2 separate regions of the Homo sapiens genome follow, and region 2 is linked to region 1. The links are chromatin loops, found by intact Hi-C in ENCODE. Cell type or tissue: gastrocnemius medialis. All regions are shown on one strand. Links, peaks and the distances in the headings refer to the core of each region. The heading gives the core; the rest is flanking DNA. Region 1 overlaps POLR3A (RNA polymerase III subunit A). Region 2 overlaps DLG5 (discs large MAGUK scaffold protein 5).

Region 1 (8,000 bases), core at 1-8,000:
TACACTCTCTGAGGAAATGCTTTCCTTCTAAGCATCCAAGCCCCGCAGCAAGCACTGGAATAGGTCATTAGAGTTAATTAGAATGATATTAATAATGAGTTACATAAATAGTTGCAAAGAGAGAGGCAGAGGCCTTGCAATAACCCTCATTGTCACGTGTTAGTAAAGCGAGGCTTAGTGAGGTTGAATGACATATCCCACAATGTACTTCCATCCATGTTCTCCTCTAACAGCGCTTTGCTATGCGTGGCTCTGGCCTGGTCTTGATCATCATAGGATGATTCGGAACATACTACATTTTTTTTGGTTGTTCATTTCCAGGGCATCTACCTTTCTACATTTTTTCCTTTTAAATTTAACCCAAGACTAGATAAATTACAGCTCATGTGCAAAACGTGTACTCAATAGTCAAAACCCACAGAGCTCTGTCCTGCTCTGTTGCTAATGGCCTACATTTCTTCAGGTTACCTGCATGTATCCCGTTTCAGCTGTCTTTACAGCCGTGTCGACTAGACCTTCCCGGCCGGCCATTGTGTGGAAGAAAAACTCAGTTGGTGTCAAACCGGAATAAAAGCTATTAGCCACAAAGCCTTTGGCAGCTGGGAGCTAAAGAGAGGTAGAAAAAAGAAAAATCAAACAAAAAAAGTTCAAGGCCCACGATTCTGAAATCCACTCAAATCAGAAAATGCCCCACCTTGAGACTATAAATACCTGGCCAGTATATTCTCACTAAATGGCAGGCTTTCTTTGCCCTTTCCTTATGGAGAAATACTTTATACCAGGGACAAGGAGAATGAGGGCCCAGCCAGGGCTGGTGCTGGTGCCAGTGGCAGGCAAGTGGCCCAAGAGAGGGAAACCTAAGATCTGGATGCTCTCCTTAAAATAGGCAAGCAGTCAAGGACCTCAGAGGACACCCTGTGGATGGAGGCTGCCTGCCCATTCCCTGGGAAATGACACCTTCAAGATATCCTTCCTGTGGGCCAGACCTGCCCACCTACAAAACATAACCATGCATTGTCAATGTCTACAGGGTTTCATTCTGGGCACTGAAAATGTTCTAAAAGTAGGTTGTAGTGATGGCTGCACAGCTCTGTGATTAACAGTCACTGAACTGTGTGCCTTACATGGGTAAATTATATATGAAGTATAATTGTAATAATTACATATGAAGTATATATGTATTTAAAGTTTATTTATTTGTAGAGATGGGGTCTCGCTATGTTGGCCAGACGAACTCCTGGCCTCAAGCAATCCTCTTGCCTTGGCCTCCCAAAGTGCTAGAATTTCAGGCATGAGACACTGTGCCCGGCCTGAAGTGTATCTTAATAAAATGGCAAAAAATACATATATAAAACTCCACATGAAATTGGCCAACGGTCTTTGATCTGAATAGGTCTGTGTTCCTTGGAGGAAAGTGTAGATTAAGAGATCTTCACAGTTCTACCTGATCTGCTACTGCTTACCTTTGAGTGTTTTTCAAAATGAGGCAAGGACCTGTTTTCAAAGCCGTCTGGCACTCGAGAGCCACTGATGGCCTGCTGTCCCACACAGGCAATCATCTGTGATATGTTAATGAAGGAACCTGGGGACATGGACCAGAAATGTAACATTCATTTACCAAAATAACACTAATTGAAGTGCATGCAGATTGGAAGGGTAAAACAGGAATAGGCCCTTATGCTCAATGAGGTCATGGTCCTGGAACAGTAGAAGACAGAAATACAATCAAGACAACAAGGAGCTGTCAGGAACCCAAGAAAGGCGGAACGACGGCGAGAGGAGCCAGGAGCATGTGTGGGTTGGAGGAAAGGCTGGGGAAGTGACAGGTGAGTCTTCAAGGAGGCTTCAGCAAGTCCAGGTTGGACTCCTGGAGGACATTATGATTTGGACATAAAGGGAGAGGGGGAGGAATTCCAAAGTGGGTGGGAAAGTAGGAAGCAAAGACAGAGAAATGGAAAAGTGTGGGCTATGTCCTGAGGGTAGGAAGCAGGAGAGCAATGGGGTAAAAGGCAGCAAAGTTAAAGAGACTGGACTTTATCCTGTTTAAAAAAAAAGTGTACAGAAATAGAAGCACAGAGGTTTTGAATTTGAATGCATTATCATAAAACCAAATGCTTTGAGGGCCTCGGTATCTACAAAATAGAAGAATTATGCCACATCATTAAGTACATTAAAAAATCCCTGGCTTTCTTCTGCTTCAACCTGCCTGACCTGCTGGGCTCAAGTGATCCTCCCACCTCAGCCTCCTGATTAGCTGGGACGACAGGCACAAGCCACCACGCCCAGCTAATTTTTTTTTTTTTGTATTTTTTGTAGAGATGGGGTTTTGGCATATTGCCCAGGCTGATCTCAAACTCCTGGGCTCAAGCAATCAATCGGCCTCGGCCTCAGCCTCCCAAAGTGCTGGGATTACAGGCATGAGCCACTGCATCTGGCCTCATTTTTTTTTAAAGACCACGTTGCTCAAAGCACCCTCAAACTCAGAATCCAGACACATTACCAACAAGTTCCTTCAAAGCAGTTAAACTTCCCAAAATGCAAATAATTAAGTCTCTCTCTCTGATTTAAAAAGATCCCTTAAATAAATGAAATGTCTGTTTGGAGCTGTGACTATCACATTTTCTGGAGCCAAACAGCCTGTACGGAGAACACACTGCCAGCAGGTGAGAGAGGGGCATGCAGACCTTTGGAGCCGCACAGAGCCATGGTGAGGGGGCTGTTGCTCTTGTCCAGCTCCCGGAGGCAGGCACTGCCAGCGTGGTCACGGATCACAGACAGCTCCTTCAGGATCAGTGCCTAGTGGGAGAAAAGGAGATCCTTGGTGGGTTGTCCTCATTGTCTCTGTGGATTACAAATGTTCAATCTAACATTTAAAGAAATTTGAAAATACTGAGGCAAGATGCCCGATTTCCGATCAGTAAATGTTTCAGAACCTTAGAGGAGCAAAATGCCCTGGCTATATGAACATGTACATCTTCTACAAGGTTCTAAAATTGGTGTATAAGGCAAACAGTTTATCTTTTTTTTGTTTTTGTTGGAGACAGGATCTCACTCTGTTGCTGAGGTTGGTGTACAATGGCATAATCACAGCTCACTGCAGCCTCAAACTCCCGGGCTCAAGTGATCCTCCTGCCCCAGACCCCTGAGTAGCTAGGACTACAGGTATATGTCCCTACCAGGCCTGGCTAATTTTTAAAATTTTTTTTGTAGAGATGGGGTCTTGCTATACTGCCCAGGTTGGACTTGAACTCCTGGCCTCAAGGGATCTTCCTGCCTTGATTATAGGCATAAGCCACCAAGCCTGGCCTAAAATTGACAGTAATAAAAACTTGAAGAATCCTTTAAATGGCCCATAAGGTAGAATGTATGGCTTTGTGTATACTACCCTACACAACAAAATATCTGTATATAAATAGCTGTGTGGACACACACATGCACCCCATACAAATATATAAGATAATATGTGGTATGTAAAAGAGAATTGCCTGTACTATTTGTAAATTTGTCTTTCTACTTTTTCTTGCCAAGCACACATCTGAATGTCTGCAAGCTAGGCATGTGATGAGGTGACTTCACAAGAATATTCCGGCTCATGAGCTCATCCACAGTTACTCCTCAACTTACAAACTAGGATGCTGAATCAGTTACAAGTCTGGTTCCATGAAAAATTGCTGCTGCCGAGGTCTCAAGTAATTTTCTAGGAGGTACCGGTGAGGGATATCCTTTTCTCTCTCTCTAAGACTCAGTAAGATTAAGAATGAGCTAATGGTAAATACCTCACAAAATTCTGGTTTCTCCCTGCTTTAGAAAATGTATTTCATTAGAAAACTTCCCAATGCTTAAAGAGCCTTTCTTCCACACTCAGGTGAGTCAAAGCTCAGTGCCACGGGTTTATCGGTGAGGCAGAAGACGGCCAGGTGAAAGCCTGGTGCACTCAGACTGCTGAGGGAGTTTCAGGTTCTCACAGGCTGGTGGTGATTCTGATTCTGACCCATGCTGGTTGAGATCTTAGCTAAAATAGTTTCAAATGAGGGGCAGCAGGCTGGGGATGTGACTATTAGACATGAATTCTCCCTCTTCCGCATCCAAGTCTCTTTCAAAGACCATACATTCAAAGAGCTGTGGTGAGGCTGGGCACGGTGGCTCATGCCTGTAATTCCAGCACTTTGGGAAGCCGAGGTGGGTGGATCACCTGAGGTCAGGAGTTCGAGACCAGGCTGGCCAACATGGCAAAACCCCGCCTCTACTAAAAATGCAAAAAAAAAATTAGCTGGGCATGGTGGTGGGCGCCTGTAATCCCAGCTACTTAGGATGTTGAGGCAGGGATAATTGCTTGCACCCAGGAGGTAGAGGTTGCAGTGAGATGAGATTGCACCACTGCACTCCAGCCTGGGCGACAAAGTGAGACTCCATCTTAAAACAAAACAACAACAAAAAAACTGGCTGGGCGTAGTGGCTTACACCTGTAATCCCAGTACTTTGGGAGGCCAAGGTGGGCAGATCACGAGGTCAGGAGATCGAGACCGTGCTGGCCAACATGGTGAAACCCTGTCTCTACTAAAAATACAAAAATTAGCTGGTCATGGTGGCATGTGCCTGTAATCCCAGCTACTTGGGAGGGTGAGGCAGGAGAATTGCTTGAACCAGGGAGTCAGACGTTGCAGTGAGCCAAGATCGTACCACTGCACTCCAGCCTGGCTGGAGTGCTTCATAAAACTATGAAAAGCGAGACTCCGTCTCAAACAAAAACAAAAACAAAAAAAACCAAACCCCCAAAAACCAAAGAGCTGTGGTGTCAGTTTCTACTTGAAGGATGCTGAAAATAGAAAAGGCAGGAGCACTCGAGTACCAGTTACAGAAGGGACCTGAGTGTGCCACCAGAACAAGAGCAGCCTCGTGTGGCCGAATGAACAGATGGCTATGTTTTCACCACCTGGATGTGAAAGTTAGGAGGGACATGAGGATCTGATGAAAGGCCCTACCCTCAGGAAACAAACAAGGACACACACAGTGAGCCCAGGGCCCCAACAGGACAGACGAGGACATACACAGTGAGCCCTGGGCCCCAACAGGACAGACGCCAATGCCTTGACTTGCCCACTCCTTTGCTACCTCTATTCATGGCTCAGCACAACCCCAGAGAGCACCACCGTAGCCACTGTGCACGGCAAGTGGCGACCCTGAACCAAAGGGCCGGGCTCACCTCCAGGGTCTCCTCAGCAGTGCAGCCAGGCTGCTGCTGCAGCTTGCCCGTGTTCAGGGCTTCGATGTACTCATCACATTTCTTGTAGCCGGCATTCAGCAACTCATACTTGGCCTTCAGCAGTCCTTGGCCAGGTGTGACATCACCGATCCCAATTGAGAAACCACGGTTAGCTGTTGAGTTGGTAGAGCAGGAAGAAAGGGCCATAAATGAGACTCAGCAAACCTACTAAATACAGTTTATGCCTGCTAGATATAGTTTGTACTATATATAAACTATGTATGTATAGTTTAAAGTATAAAAAAGTGTATATCTTCACAGAATTCATCACAATTCAATTAAATAATGGCTTTCTTTCTCAGTCATTAGGGAGTTACACAAAATGACTAGGACTCAACTGACTTCTCTCAGAGACCTTACGATCTGGTGGGGAAACACAATACCGTTTCCAACTATTATCTAAAGCAGAGTGACATTAAACACTAAAGGGTGGCCTGAGGGCTGGGTGCAGTGGCTCACGCCTATAATCCCAGCACTTTGGAAGGCTGAGGCAGGAGGCTCGCTTGATCCCAGATGTTTGTGATCAGCCTCATCTCTACAAAAACCTTAAAAAATTAGCCGGGCATGGTGGCACATGCCAGTAGTCCCAGCTACTTGGGAGGTGGAGGTTGCAATGAGCCATAATCACATCACTGCGCTCCAGCCTGGGCAACAGAGCAAGACCCTGTGTCACACACACAAAAAAGTATTCTCCAACTTTGATGGAACTAGGTGCCACCATTGATCCTAGCCACAATATACTGTATGTAGAAATAAAGAGAGTGAATGAGTGGCTTCTGGCTTAGCAGGATAGGAAGGTATGACCTACAAGTATCTGTAGATGAGAGGACTAATGGGCCTGGAAAGGCTCAGAAATGAGATCATTAGGTTCTGCAACTGCTGGAAATGATGAATGTGCTGGAAACAAGGAAACCTAGTGGAAAGTCTGTATAAGGAAGGCTCCAGGCCCTTATTCCTGTAGGAGATGGGAGTTCGCTCCCAGCGAAATGGAATCAGAGAGGCTCTGGGTCTGGGAATACCAGGCAGATGAAATAACTGTAAACAAGAGCACTGAGGGAAAGTCTGTATATTCCTTTTATATAAAAAAACTGAGAGGTCCATCAACCAGTCAGCTCCATTTCCAATCAGTGTTTCAGTCCTTACTCCTCAAGGACCACCAGATATTTGAGGAAAGATTTTAACATGAAAGACAAAAGACACAAATGCACAGGAAAAAGAAAGTAAAAGGATACAGAAAATTCAGGAAGCAAATATAATAAAACTATGAATAATATTCTCTCAGAGTGATCAGAGAAGATACATTCAGGGATCAAAACAAGAAAGCTTTAAAAACAAAACAGCCTGGGCATAGTGGCTCACGCCTGTAATCCCAGCACTTTGGGAGGCCGAGGTGGGCAGATCACTTGAGGTCAGGAGTTCGAGACCACCCTGGCCAACATGGTGAAACCCCGTCTCTACTAAAAACACAAAAATTAGCCGGGCATGGTGGCAGGCACCTGTAGTCCCAGTTACTCGGGAGGCTGTGGCAGGAGAATCACTTGAGCCTGGGAGGCGGAGGTTGCAGCGAGCTGAGATTGCATCACTGCACTCCAGCCTGGCGACTGAGCAAGACTCTGTCTCAAAAAAAAAAAAAAAAAAAAAAAAAAGAAACAAAAACACTACCTGTGAATAAGTATATTGAAAAATAGTATTGGAAATTAAATACATGACAGTGATAAAATTTTAAAAATCAACAGAAGTATTAAAAGATAAAGTGAATCTAGAATAAAGAAATGGCAAATGGAAAAGAAGATAATTAGATAATTAATCTAGGAGTTCTAATATGTAATTAACTGAAGTTCCAAAAAGAAAGAACAGAGAAAGTAAAAGAGAGAAAATTATTAAAGAAATAACATAAAATTTCCCGAATGGAAGGACACACAGCTGCAGATTAAATGAAATTACTCAGTGCTTAGCACAGTGAATGAAAAAAGACCCACACCAAAGGTATATTGTTGTGAACTTTCACAGTGAGAACAGAGAGGATTCTGAAAGTTTCTAAAATGAAAAAAACAATTCAAGGGCCAGGCATGGTAGCTAATGCCTGTAATCCTAGCACTTTGGGAGGTGGAGGCAGGTGGATCACTTGAGACCAGGAGTTCAAGACCAACCTGGGCAACATGGTGAGACTTCATTTCTACAAAACTTAGTTGGGCATGGTGGCACATGCCTGTAGTCCCAGCTGCTCGAGAGGCTGCGTGAGCCAAGATCACACCACTGCACTACAGCCTGGGTGACAGAGCAAGACCCTATCTTCAAAAAACAAAAAAAAATCAAATACAAAAACTGGGGAATAAGAACGACAATACCTGTTAACAACAACTCTGAAAGCAAGAAGAAAGTAGAGCAGTACCTTCAAAATTCTGAGGGAAAATAATTTTCAATCTAAAATTGTATACCCAGGCAAGTATAAGAGTGGAATAAAGTTTTGGGGGCATGCAAACATCACTTGACTCATGGCCCACTCAAAGCATGAGCAAACAAACAAACAAACAAAATAGAACAGTGAAAGCATAGTAGGCAAATATTGAGTAATCTTGGAGAACTGAATCATGGATAGCCCCAAGTGTTCTAGTGCTTCCACAGGGACCTTGGAAGCAGCCCATCAAGGATGGTTTATAATCTAACCCTGTCTAGAAGACCGTAGGGAGCTACTGCTGGTTTTGAGAAGAGAACTGAAAAGCAAATTCAAATCTGT
Region 2 (12,896 bases), core at 2,031-10,030, 96 kb before region 1:
CCTTTCCTTGGATGTGTTTCCCAAGCGCCCACAGCAAGGCACAACTTATCAGTCCCCAAGTCAGCTGTGCTGCCGTCTGCTCCCTAATGTGGACCATTCATCCTGACTACTACAGCACAGTACGTTTACTTGAAGAAGTGAATAAATGATGTTCCTTCTGACTTACAGACCAAGAAACAGGGCCGTCAGAGCAGACTTGACCTTTACAGGGACAACTGGTAAACAGCCCATCTACAGTAGCATCCTGGAGGTTACACCTGGCAAAGAGTTACCCCTTGGCTGGGTGCACCTGAGCAAACCCATCTGGACTAACGCCGGTGTCAGGAAGTAGCACATCCACACAGTGCAGCTATGGCCCTCTGAGGAAAGACTGCTGCATCGCATCAGAAAGGCAGCATCCGTGACTTCTGCGGTCCACGCTGACGGGTGGGGAGGCACCTTGGGGCCTCCTTCCCGCACTGCAGACAATGGCTGGGAAGCCCACACCCCAGCCTCCTGGCACTCTCACTTCTAGGCACAGGATGCAGCAACCCCTGGCAAAAGCAGCTCCTCTTTGCTGACCTGGACATAAGGACGCCAGGACCCACAGTGGGCCTGAGCCAACAGCACCCGGCTCCAACGGTGGAGCAGCCCAAGGTCCCCCTGGGGAAGGGCTGGAAAGACGAGCTCTCTGTCCTGACCCACTTCTCCCTGCACACTCTTCCCAGATCTGGCCTGGCCCAGCCAGAAAGCCAACTATGAGATCCTTCTCATCTTATGACATTAGTAAGAGAAATACTCACTCGTATGCTGGTATTAGCACATTAGACTCCCCAAGGCCACTCCCACTTTACAGAGGAACAAAGTGACACCCAGAGCCAAGTCCCTAAACTGAGCTCCTCTCACTCGCTGCCACCGAGCTGCACTCACACCACAGCTCTCCCTTAGAGGGAACAGACAGGTGTGGTCTCTGTCTCCCTTCCAGGACAGGCTTGGACACTGAGGAGATGCCGTGCCTATTTCCCAAACACCGAGTAAAAGGAACCCCTGGGGTCCAGCCCACACCCAGGTTCTGATTCACAGACCTAGGGTGAGGCCAAGGGGTTTAATCTTTCAGAAGCTTCCCCAGTGACTCTGAAAAAGCCAATCCAAAGACTGCACCCGGGGAACCCCAAGCGTGAACCCAGGACTGCTGTTTCAGCCCAGCAATTTGTATCAACAGCCGTTCAAAGTCCACACCCTTTGACCCAACAGCACCACTTCTAGGAATTCATCCTGAGAAAATAAAGAAGCATACAAAGATCTATAGCATGAGGTGATGCACCGCAGCATTGTAAGTACAGAAAAAATGGGAAATCTCTACATCTCCAATCAAGAAGAACTGGTGACATAAATCTCAATCAGGCAAGACTGTGCTCCCATTAAAAACGAGCCATTGAGGGCCGGGCGCGGTGGCTCATACCTGTAATCCCAGCACTTTGGGAGGCCGAGGTGGGCGGATCATGAGGTCAGGAGATCGAGACCATCCTGGCTAACATGGTGAAACCCCATCTCTACTAAAAATACAAAAAATTAGCTAGGCGTGGTGGCATGCGCTTGTAGTCCCAGCTACTCGGGAGGCTGAGGCAGGAGAATGGCGTGAACCCAGCAGGCGGAGCTTGCAGTGAGCCGAGATCGTACCACTGCACTCCAGTCTGGGCGACAGAGCGAGACTCCATCTCAAAAAATAAATAAAAAAATAAATAAATAAATAAATAAATAAATAAACGAGCCATTGAGCATCCCTCATTCTGGGCGACAGAGCGAGACTCCGTCTCAAAAAATAAATAAATAAATAAACGAGCCATTGAGCATCCCTCATTCAAAAATCCAAAATGCTCCAGAATCCCAAACTTTCAGAGCATCAACATGAGATAGTAACACCTTTGCATTCTGATGGTTCAATGTACATACACTTTGTTTCATACACACAATTATTTAAAATAGTGTATAAAATCACCATTAAGCAGCCGGGCGCAGCGGCTCACGCCTGTAATCCCAGCACTTTGGGAGGCCGAGGCAGGCGGATTGCTTGAGGTCAGGAGTTCGAGGCCAGCCTGGCCAATATGGAGAACCCCCGTCTCTACTAAAAATACAAAAATTAGCCGGGCGTGGTGGCACGTGCCTGTAGTCCCAGCTACTCGGGAGGCTGAGGCAGGAGGACTGCTTGAACTCGGGAGGCAGAGGTTGCAGTGAGCTGAGATTGCACCACTGCACTCCAGCCTGGGTGATAGAGTGAGACTCTGTCTCAAAAAAAAAAATAAAAAAGAAAAATAAAATTAAAAATACAATTAGCCGGGCATGGTGGTGGGCACCTGTAATCCCAGCTACTGGGGAAGCTGAGGCAGGAGAATCGCTTGAACCTGGGAGGCAGAGGTTGCGGTGAGCCGAGATCGTGACACTGCACTTCAGCCTGGGCAACAGAGTGAGACTCTGTTTTGAAACTCCATCTCAAAAAAAAAAAAAAAAAAAATCACTTTTAAGCTATATGTAGAAGGTATATATGAAACATAAATGAATTTCATGTTTAGACTTCGGTCCCATCCCCAGGATATCTCATTATGTATATGGGAATATTCCAAAATCCAAAAATAATCAAAAATCGGAAATACTTCTGGTCCTAAGTATTTTGGATAAGGGATATTCTGCCTGTTACAGCATCAGACCTAAAACTTGGAGCCCACTTCAATTAGTGCAGGAAGGACTGCAGATGGCATCTACATACACCATGAAGGTGATAGAACTCCTTCCCTGACATGGCTGAGGTTCTACTTGAATATTCCCAGAAAACAAGAGCTCTCGCAATTCCTTAACAGTGGTTTCTGGCAATTAAAAGGCTGCTCTAAGTCAAGTGTGGTGGTGTGCACCTGTATCTCAGCTACTCAGGAGGCTGCAGTGGGAGGATCAGTGGGAGGATAACTTGAGTCCAAGAGTTTGAGGCTGTAGTGCACAATGATCACGCCTATGAATGGCCACTGCACTTCAGCCTGGGCAACATGGCAAAACCCCCATCTCAACAAAAGGAAAAAGAACATGTTGCTCCTCTCATTCTGTCTTGCTGCCACCATGTTAGAAGTGCCTTTTGCCCTCCACCACGATTATGAGACCTCCCCAGCCATGTGGAACTGTTCATAGGCGGAAGGGACTTGCCTTGTCTCAGATGAGACTTTGGACTGTGGACTTTTGGATTAATTCTGAAATGAGTTAAGACTTTGGGGGACTGTTGGGAGGGCATGATTGGTTTTGAAATGTGAGGACCTGAGATTTGGAGGGGCCAGGGGTGGAATGATAATGATTTGGCTGTGTCCCTATTCAAATCTCAACTGAATTATATGTCCCAGAATTCTCACGTGTTGTGGGAGGGACTTACGGGGAGGTAACTGAATCATAAGGGCCGGTCTTTCCCATGCTATTCTTGTGATAGTAAGTCTCGGGAGATCTGATGGGTTTATCAGGGGTTTCCGCCTTTGCTTCTTCCTCATTCTTTCTTGCTGCCACATTGTAAGCAGTGCCTTTTGCCCTCTGCCATGATTATGAGACCTCCCAGCCATGTGGAACTGTAAGTCAAATTAAACATCCTGTTCTTCCAAATAAAAAAAAAAACAAAAACATGTTGCTCCTAATCCTGAGCAGAGTTTTACTTTCCTGAAGGTAAAATCTCCTGGCTCCGGCCGGGCGCGGTGGCTCAGGCCTGTAATCCCAACACTTTGAGAGGCTGAGGCGGGTGGATTGCCTGAGGTCAGGAGTTTGAGACCAGCCTGACCAACATGGTGAAACCCCATCTCTACTAAAAATACAAAAATTAGCCGGGTGTGGTGGCAGGTGCCTGTAATCCCAGCTACTCGGGAGGCTGAGGAAGGAGAATCACTTGAACCCGGGAGGCAGAAGTTGCAGTGAGCCGAGATCGCGCCACTGCACTCTAGCCTGGGCGACAAGAGCGAGACTTCATCTCAAAAAAAAAAAAAAAACTCTCCTGGCTCCTTGTCATTTTTAAAAATATTTTCATAGAGATGAGTTGTCACTGTGTTGCCCGGGCTGGTCTCAAACTCCTGGGCTCAATCGATCCTCCCACCTCGGCCTCCAAAAGTGCTGGGATTACAGGCATGAGTCACCTCATCCAGCCCATCTTCCTGTCTTATGTAGTATCACAAGCTCAATAAACACGTGGAATGGAGTGGTTGTTTTCCTAGACCATTCATACTTTTTCCACTATGGCCAAGATGAGAATATGGGTTTTTACAAGCACTGCTGATGCATATTCACAATGCCATCTTTAAATCAAGTGTTTGCGCACCTCTTCCTTCCACAATCACCTAGCTAATCATCCTTGTCCCTACGTTAAAAACACCCTTGTCCCTGCTGTGTCAACTATCACATGACCTGAAGTTGTCCCTCCCCACCTGGTGACCTTAACAGCTATGTAACAGCATGGGTAACTCTTTACCAAGACCATTTCTGGGTGAACGACCTGCCTGAGGTTGCCAGCTCAGCCAAGGCACAAGGTGCCACAGAGTTGAGTGATGGAGCACAGCCAAGACCCTCCCCTCAAAGACAGCACTAGGATGGGAAAGAGATGTATTTATTTCCTCTTCTCTCTCTCGTCTTATTTATTTCCTTTTATTCCCATTTCCCTCCCCTCACCCACAGTCAACCATTCTCTTGTGTTAATCTGTTCATATTCTTGCAAGATGGGTATTGTTCTATATCAGCAATCTACATAATAGCACTGCACCATCCATGCTCTATTTCTTATGTTTTCACTGAGCACTGTGCATTTAAATACATCATGCTGCCTGCCACGTGTGCTTCTCACCAGTCACTTGGAATTGCTGCAAGGGACTACAGACTCATACCCACCCATTATACCCATTTGCTCTGCAGGAATGGACATCCAGCTCTACCTCACCACCACAAACAACACTGCAGTGAACACCCTGGACCTTCCCCTTAGGACCTGCATGAGAACCTGGGGAACTGACACCCATGGGAGGGGCTTCTGGGTCAGGGCTTTGCTGGTACCCTGCCAGAGGCTCCAGGACAGCTGCAACTGCAAAGGCAAGAGTTCCTGCATCCCCACACCCACTGCTGATAGGCAGCATCCAGCTTTCTAGTTCCCACCAGTCTAAGAGGTGAAACAGGATCGAGCTCAAGGTTGTGTTCCAGTATGGATTCTTACCAAACCTGACTGAACCGTACCTGCTAAGGGAATGGCAGGAAAAGCACTTGTACCGTAAGCATCACTGGTGTGAAATGGAAACAACTGCTCATTGATAAGTCTCCACTGTGAGGCCTCACTTTCTTGAATCGTCAGGGACTTCTGGAACACAAATGTCATGCACTGGCCTACAAAATGCCATCAATCCCACCTTCTCCCACTGGCTGAGGCTCCTCCCAAGGAGGTCGACTGTTCAGGATGGGCAGCAACAGTGCTGCGCTCCACTTTTTTTTTTTTTTTTTTTTTTCCTGAGATGGAGTCTCACTCTGTTGCCCAGGCTGGAGTGCAGTGGCACAATCTTGGCTCACTCCACCATCCACCTCCCCAGTTCAAGCGACTCTCCTATCTCAGCCTCCCGAGCAGCTGGAAGTACAGGCACGTACCACCATGCCCAGCTAATTTTTATATTTTTCAGTAGACATGGGGTTTCACTATGTTGGCCAGGTTGGCCTTGAACTCCCGACCTCAGGTGATCCACCTGACTCAGGCTCCCAGAGTGCTGGGATTACAGGTATGAGCCACCGCGCCTGGCCCAGAGCTCCACTTTTTTATTTGCAATCACATCATCCTTCTATTGATGACTTACCTGCAGCTCACACTACACACCACTCACCACGTGATCTGACAACACTGAAGCAGTCTATACCTGTTCAATGAGTACTAGCAAGGTCAAGTTGCTCTAAAGGTTGCTAAACACTCAATCTCTGTGCTTGCTTACTTCATCACAGACCAGGAACCAGAAGATTGCAAACCAGCACTGGTCTGTAGACCACACCCTGAGTTGGGGGTAGAGTAGGGAGAAACAAACCAACCAACCCGCCCTGGATGTCATGGCTGGGCTCCTGCCCCCCTATGCCACTTAAACAGCCATGGAACTGGGACAATCATAAGAATGAAAATAACTGGGCCGGCGCGGTGACTCATGCCTGTTATCTCAGCACTTTGGGAGGCCAAGGCAGGCAGATCACTTTAGCCCAGAAGTTCAAGACCAGCCTGAGCAACATGGTGAAACCCTGTCTCTATAAAAAATACAAAAAGTAGCCAGGCACAGTGGCATGCACCTATAGTTGCAGCTACTCAGGAGGCTAAGGTAGGATAATCAATTGAGCCTGTGAGGTGGAGGTGGCCATGAGCTGAGATCATGCCACTGCACTCCAGCCTGGGCAACAGAGTTATACCCTGTCTCAAATACACACATAAATATAGCAGCTTACGCTTACACAGTACTTACCATGTGCCACACACTGCTGTCAACACTTACTAACTTATTTAACCCTCACAATACAAGGTCCTGTTATTATCCCCATTCCACAGATGAGGAAACCAAGGCACAGAGAGAGAAAGCAATTTGGCCATGGTCACGGTAAGTGGCAGATTCAGGATTCAAACCCAGTATCTTGGCTCAGGTACAGGCTCTTAATTACTCTCCTAAACTGACTCCTGAGTAACCCGGCCTTCCTTACCTGTTTCCTCACTTGTAAGGTCAGGTAAGGACCCCTAAAAGGTTGCTGGTGAGATCAAATGAGAAAATAAATACAAAAATAATAAAGTATCCTATGCAACACAACACCTACCACCTACACAGCATACAACCACCCATGTGTGGCCATGAACCTGCAGCAGCCACCTACCTTTCACACAAGCCACAAGAGGGCGAGGGAGTCACGGATCCCACTGCAGAGGTGAGGACATGAGGCCTGGAAAGCAGAGGTACCCTCAGCCCCCTCTCTCCTTAGCCATGCTCTTCTCCTCCCCAAAGAGACAGCCACAACACAGGAACATGTCCCACACTCCCCAGAGGACACACCAACTCTATTTCCAAACATCCCCACTGTAACTCTCAGAGTTGAAACTGGGGAGAACGCTGGCTTTCCAATCCTCCTAGCAACTCACAGACAGCCAGTCAGACACCTCAGGGGATCCTGGGAAGGCCAGCCAGTCTACATCCTCACCTACCCACCTGCGGCCACCGGGTCCTCCTTCACACATCACAGACCACCCATCAGCCTCCCACCCAATGCCAACCCAACCCATTCCCCTCTCCAGCCCCAGCAGCCTCACAAGAGAACCAGCCCAGAGAGAATGACTGGAAGGACAGCAGAGGCTGGTTGGCCTGGCCTCATTTTTCCAGCACCTGCTGAGCGAATGCTCCAATCAGAAGCCCTGAATTACCAGACAAACCCGCCAGTCACAGAATGGATTCTCTCCCAAGTCCTGCTCTGTGCTCTCCCCTCGCCAGGTCTACCTCCCTCCTTCCAGCCGCCTGCCTATGCCCAGCTCACCATACACCCTCCTTCCTTAGGCACTGAAACTTCAAGCAGCCTCACCTGTCTGGCACTATCTGTACTACTAGATACCCACTTGTTCAAGTTTTCCAACAAGACAATAAACTCCTGGGGGGTGGGGGGAGAGAAGCCATCTTCTTTGTTGCCCTTCTGAGAATCTGATGGATTTTTAGACACAAAAACACTTGCCATGTGCTATAAAGCACAAAATGGAAGGTGAGAAGGAGGAAGTCAGTATAAGCTAGGCTGATTATTTTCTGGTATTTCTAAAAGCTCCACAATAGAGCAATTAAAAAGGAAAACCTTTGAAACACAACAGCAGGATATATATGTTCCAGCTAAAAGAACGAATCCAGGTTGGAATATTGTTCATGGTAGATATCTTTCCATCTTTGCATGCTCAGCACTTAGCCGAGCCTGGTAAAGAGTAGTGACCAGGTACTTGCTGGAGAGATAGACAGATAAACTCTTGTCAGAATCTGGGCTCCACCCTAAAGCTTGTGTTATCTCATGCAAGGAGAAGACACTGTGACCAGCTCCACTGAGTTCTCATGAGAAGCCTGAAGATGAGGGAGGTTACAGAAAACCAAATACTGCATGTTCTCACTCCTAAGTGAGAGTTGAACAATGAGAACACATGGACACAAGGAGGGGAACATCACACACCAGGGCCTGTCAGGGGTGGGGGTCTAGGAGAGGGATAGCAACAGAAGAAATACCTAATGTAGATGACGGGTTGATGGGTGCAGCAAACCACCATGGCACGTGTATACCTATGTAACAAGCCTGCGTGTTCTGCACATGTACCCCAGAACTTAAAGGTATTAAAAAAAAAATGAGGGTGGCTGAGGACAAAAGATCAAGACTACATGAAATTTCACAACTTCCCACAGAAACAAGGACAGCTGGTCACCGTTTTGTTCTCTCTCCCTGGGCTCACAAAATCGGGGGAAATGCAACAAGATACAGAAAGGTGGTTTGCCATTTTCTAGCAAAAATGAGTGGGGGGATACATAGGCGCATATATACTCACACCCACAGCCCCTAAACTCTAAACCGCCATGGGTTTAGCTCCGTTTTTTTCAGGAGAAGGACTCAAAACCAGCACATTTTGGTTTTGTTTACTTTCCTGCTTTTTCTTGGATCCAGCTCCTACTGAGATTGGCTATCAGGGTGGGTCCCAACTCAGTGTCCACGGGGCCTTATCCTCTTATCTTTATAAAAGGCTTTTTTCCCTGGGACAAGAGGCCCGGTGGCCTCATTTTCCTGCCTGAACTCTGCCCTGTGACTAAGCAAGAAGAAGCCACGGCAGCCAGCACCCAGAGTTTCTGCTGTGTCACAAAAAGGAGTCATGGGTCTCCCTGCCAGCATCAGACCCATTCCCCGACTCAGCACTCAATTTAGATATCACGTCCTACGTCTACATCCAGAAAGCCCCCAGTGTGACAGATGCTCAGAACACATCTGCTGAATGAATGGACGAATGCTGTGACGAAGAGAGGTGGAGAGGTAGGCAAGGCTCAGACCACAGAAATGGTCACAGGGTGGCCTGCAGTACCGAGTAAAGGTAGTCATTATCAAAAAACTGACAAGGACTCCAGGGCTTGCCTAGCCTCTCAGCAGCTGATGGCCCTGAGCAGGCTACCAAACTCTACTGGCCGAGTGTGCCCATCTGTAAAAGATAAATATCAATTGCAGAGGCTGATAAAAGATTTTTTTCATTGATCAGGAATTAAAGGCTGTAGCTCAAGTCCAGAAACTGGGATGCTGTGTCACTTGCTCACCCTCACTGTAAAGGCTGGTGCCCACAAAGCCAGGAGAATGTCAGGAAAAACTAGCCACGGATCTGAGACTTCCCACCCAGCCTGCTCCTGGTAAAGAAGTCTTGGAAGGAACCCCAGCCTGGGAAGAGACCTGTTTCTCATTTGTAAAATAAGGAGTTTGGGCAAAGTGGTTTCTAAGATCCCTTCCAGCCATGGCATTCAACAATCATAGGCTCCTTAAGAAATGTAGGCCGGGCGTCGTGGTTCACATCTGTAATCCCAGCACTTTGGGGGGCCAAGGCAGGTGGATCACCTGAAGTCAGAGTTTGAGATCAGCCCGACCAACATGATAAAACGCCGTCTCTACTAAAAATACCAAAAATTACCTGGGTGTGATGGCACACGCCTGTAATCCCAGCTACTGGGGAGGCTGAGACACAAGAATCTCTTGAACCTGGAAGTCAGAGGTTGCAGTGAGCTGAGACTGCACCACTGCACTCTAGTCTGGAGTGCAGCCTGTGTGACAGAGCGAGATTCTGTCTGAAGGAAAAAAAAAAAAAAAAAAAAAACATAAACAGGAAAAGAAGTTCTGGTCAGATGAGAAGAAAGGTTACTTGGAATGAGAATAGAGGTTACCATGAATACTGAAAAGGCCACTATATATTTTTTTTAAGAATTAAAGTGTTTTATTGATTGATTGATTGATTGAGACAGGGTCTTACTGTCCACCCAGGTTGGAGTGCACTGGCCCAATCTCAGCTCATGCAACCTCTACCTGTCAGGTTCAAGGGATCCTCCCACCTCAGTCTCCCAAGCAACTGGGACCACAGGCATGCGCCACAGCTAATTTTTGTATTTTTTGTACAGATGGGGTCTCCCTATGTTGCTCAGGCTGGTCTCGAACTCCTGGGCTCAAGCAATCCGCCTGCCTCCCAAAGTGCTGGAATTACAGGTGTAAGCTACCACACCTAGCCAGAATTAAAGTATTTTAAAGTATTACTTCTTACGTTAAAATATGTAAATAGAATTAGATTTTGTTTCCTTTGTTTTGCTATCACCTTCCTCAATATTGGCTGGAAAGATCTTTACTACATTTGGATAGCAGATTGGCAATGGTCAAATATGTGCAGATTTAATTTGGGGACTCAGGGGTCATCTTAGAGCCAGGGAGGTACCATTCAGACAAGCAAACTGGGGTGGACTCTGAAGAAGAGGTTTGAGAGGCATGCCACATCTATAAAAATCCTGTTGGCAGGGAAAACACACCCTGGCTTGAGGTGGCCACCAGGGCAGCAGCTCTGAGTCAGAGATGGCCATCTCTAATGGCACCGCTTTCCACACGGGCAGCCCTGCAGCCCCCACGGCAGGCTGCATGTTAGCAGGAGCTTGTTTACGCATAAAAACGAACAGTTCTCTTATGCAATAGAGGGGTAAGGCAAACAAGTGATAACATTTTCTTAAAAAAAAAAAAAAACAGGCTGGGTGTGGCAACTCATGCCTGTGATCCCAACACTTTGGGAGGCTGAGGAGGGAGGATCACTTAAGGCCAGGAGTTCAAGACCAGCCTGGGCAACACAGCGAGACCCCATCTCTATGAATTTTTTTTTTTAATTAGCTCAGCATGATGGTGGGTACCTGTTGTCCTAGCTACTCAGGGAGGCTGAGGCAGGAGGATCGCCTGAGCCCAGGAGTTCAAGATTACATTGAGCTAGGATCATGCCATCAATCATGACAGCATGGGCAACAGGGTAAGACCCTGTCTCTTTAAAAAAAAAAAAAAAAAAAGGTTAATTTTTCTATTTATATCTATCTATCAATTTATTTATAGAGATGGGGTAGGGTCTCACTATGTTGCCCAGGTTGGAGTGCAGTAGCTATTCACAGGCATGACCCCACCACTGATCAGCATGAGAGTTTTAACCTGCTCCATTTCTGACCTCCTTAGGCAACCTGGTGGTCTCCTGCTCCCAGGGTCACCATATTGATGCCAAACTGGCCACCTGATTAGCATAGCACACTACAGCCCAGAACTCTTGGGCTCAAGCGATCCTCCCTCCTCAGCCTCCCAAGTAGCTAGGACTACAGGAACATGCCAGCATGCCCACAAGAATAATTTTTCAAAAAAAAAAAGTAACCACTGCTCACTGCAATTGACCTTCTGATGGGATTTTCACTCTGCTCCTCCCCACATCACTGTCCTGGTTAACAGAGAGTGGTTTTTACTCGCCACAAAGTGGCTATGTGTCTTTTTTAAAAGCACAGTTCATCCCAAGAGGAAACCTACAAAGGAAGCAGGTGAAGACAAGAGTACCCAGTGAAAACACCATCTGCAGCCTCTGGCTCCAGCAGTGGCTCACCACCCCAGCTCAGCTCACGCAAAGCAAGGTGAGGCTTTCAGGTGGTGCTTCCCTCTCCCACATGGGGAGCATCTTAAACCAAAAGCAAGCAGACCAGTGGTTTTCAAACTGGGTTCTGTGAACTGTGGAGAACCCCAGGGAAACCTGTGGAGGAGCCTCAAGAAGGCCACAAGCTCAAGGGACAAGCTCCAAGCCCATACTCCCCATCAGTGCCTCTCTCGTCTAATTTACAGATCTGGCTCTCACCTAAGAGTGCAGTTAACAAAAAAGACCTCATGGCTAAAAAAAATAAAAATAAAAAACTTAAGTCATAAAAGACATTTACACTTTGTACGTGTTATTTCATTTAATTGTTTGCATCAGCCCTCTGAGGAAACCATGGCTAAACAGTTTCAGGATTGCAAGTCGCCACCTAGAACAGTCCACTCCAGAGCTGGATAGCACCAATCATTTTTAAAAGTTCTTCCTGAAACAACCGGCCTGGGCAAGGGGAGCTGCCAGGGATTATAAAACAGACTTCAGAGACAACATCAACTAAATGCAGTGGGTGGCCCTTGCTAAAATCCTGATTTTAATAAGCCACCAATAAAATGACATCTTTGAGACAAGCAAAACTGAGCATCACCCGGGCAACTTGATAACATTAAGAAATTATTATTAATGCCTCATCTCTTAGAGACACATCTTTAAGTATTTATAAGAAAAATGACATGCTGCCTGGGATTTGGTTGGGAGAGATGGGTGATTGTTACATTATCCTCTCTGTTCTTCCACATGTGTGAATGTCTTTTTCATTTTTTACTTTTTTAGAGCTGGGGTCTGGCTCTGTCTCCCAGGCTGGAGTGCAGTGGTACACTCAGAGCTCACTGCAACCTCAAACTCTTGGGCTCAACCAATCCTCCCGCCTCAGCCTCCCGAATAGCTGGGGATACAGGCAGTGTCCCCTTGCTCAGCTAATTTTTTTTTATTTTTGTAGACATGGGGTTTTGCCGTGTTGCCCAGGCTGGTCTCAAACTCCTGGGCTCAAGGAATCCTCCTGTCTCGACCTCCTAAAGCGCTGGGATTACAGGTATAAGCCACCATGCCTGGCTCTTGAAAGTCTTTAATAGAATTTTAAAAGGAAGAAAGACAGGGAGGGAGAATGGTTCTTCCTTAAAATGAACTCAATTCTACCTCCAAGTACCTTCTGGCAATCAGACCATGTTCAGCTTTCTGGGATCAAAGAGAATCAGGTCTTATCACATACCCTGCACCATCT

The links. A loop is a pair of places that touch in the nucleus more often than their neighbours do. Peaks named below come from ENCODE experiments on the same cell type or tissue, not always from the same donor. Only the 100,000 strongest peaks of a DNase experiment are listed, where the experiment ranks them.
Region 2: it touches region 1 in a loop (4-fold over the local background); 2 of 110 quality-filtered maps call a loop at or near these places.

The regions. Positions count from the first base shown.
Region 1 is chr10:77,999,513-78,007,512 of GRCh38, forward strand. It overlaps POLR3A (RNA polymerase III subunit A), which reads right to left. Exons shown (of 31, transcript NM_007055.4): 16 at 5,204-5,376; 17 at 2,685-2,796; 18 at 1,464-1,582; 19 at 469-606. Among named protein-coding and RNA genes, the nearest start is that of POLR3A, 26 kb to the right of the region's middle. In gastrocnemius medialis, for the core only: CTCF peaks have their summits at 929 and 4,904; DNase peaks (open chromatin) are centred at 867, 4,899 and 5,329; H3K27ac peaks cover 5,731 bases.
Region 2 is chr10:77,901,160-77,914,055 of GRCh38, forward strand. All of the region lies in intron 1 of DLG5 (discs large MAGUK scaffold protein 5), which reads right to left. It also overlaps the pseudogene RN7SL284P. Among named protein-coding and RNA genes, the nearest start is that of DLG5, 19 kb to the right of the region's middle. RefSeq lists enhancers at 1-525, 526-1,053, 5,972-6,266, 8,736-8,880, 8,781-8,925 and cis regulatory regions at 8,803-8,813, 8,848-8,858. In gastrocnemius medialis, for the core only: a CTCF peak has its summit at 6,869 (motif pointing right); no DNase peak of the experiment used is centred there.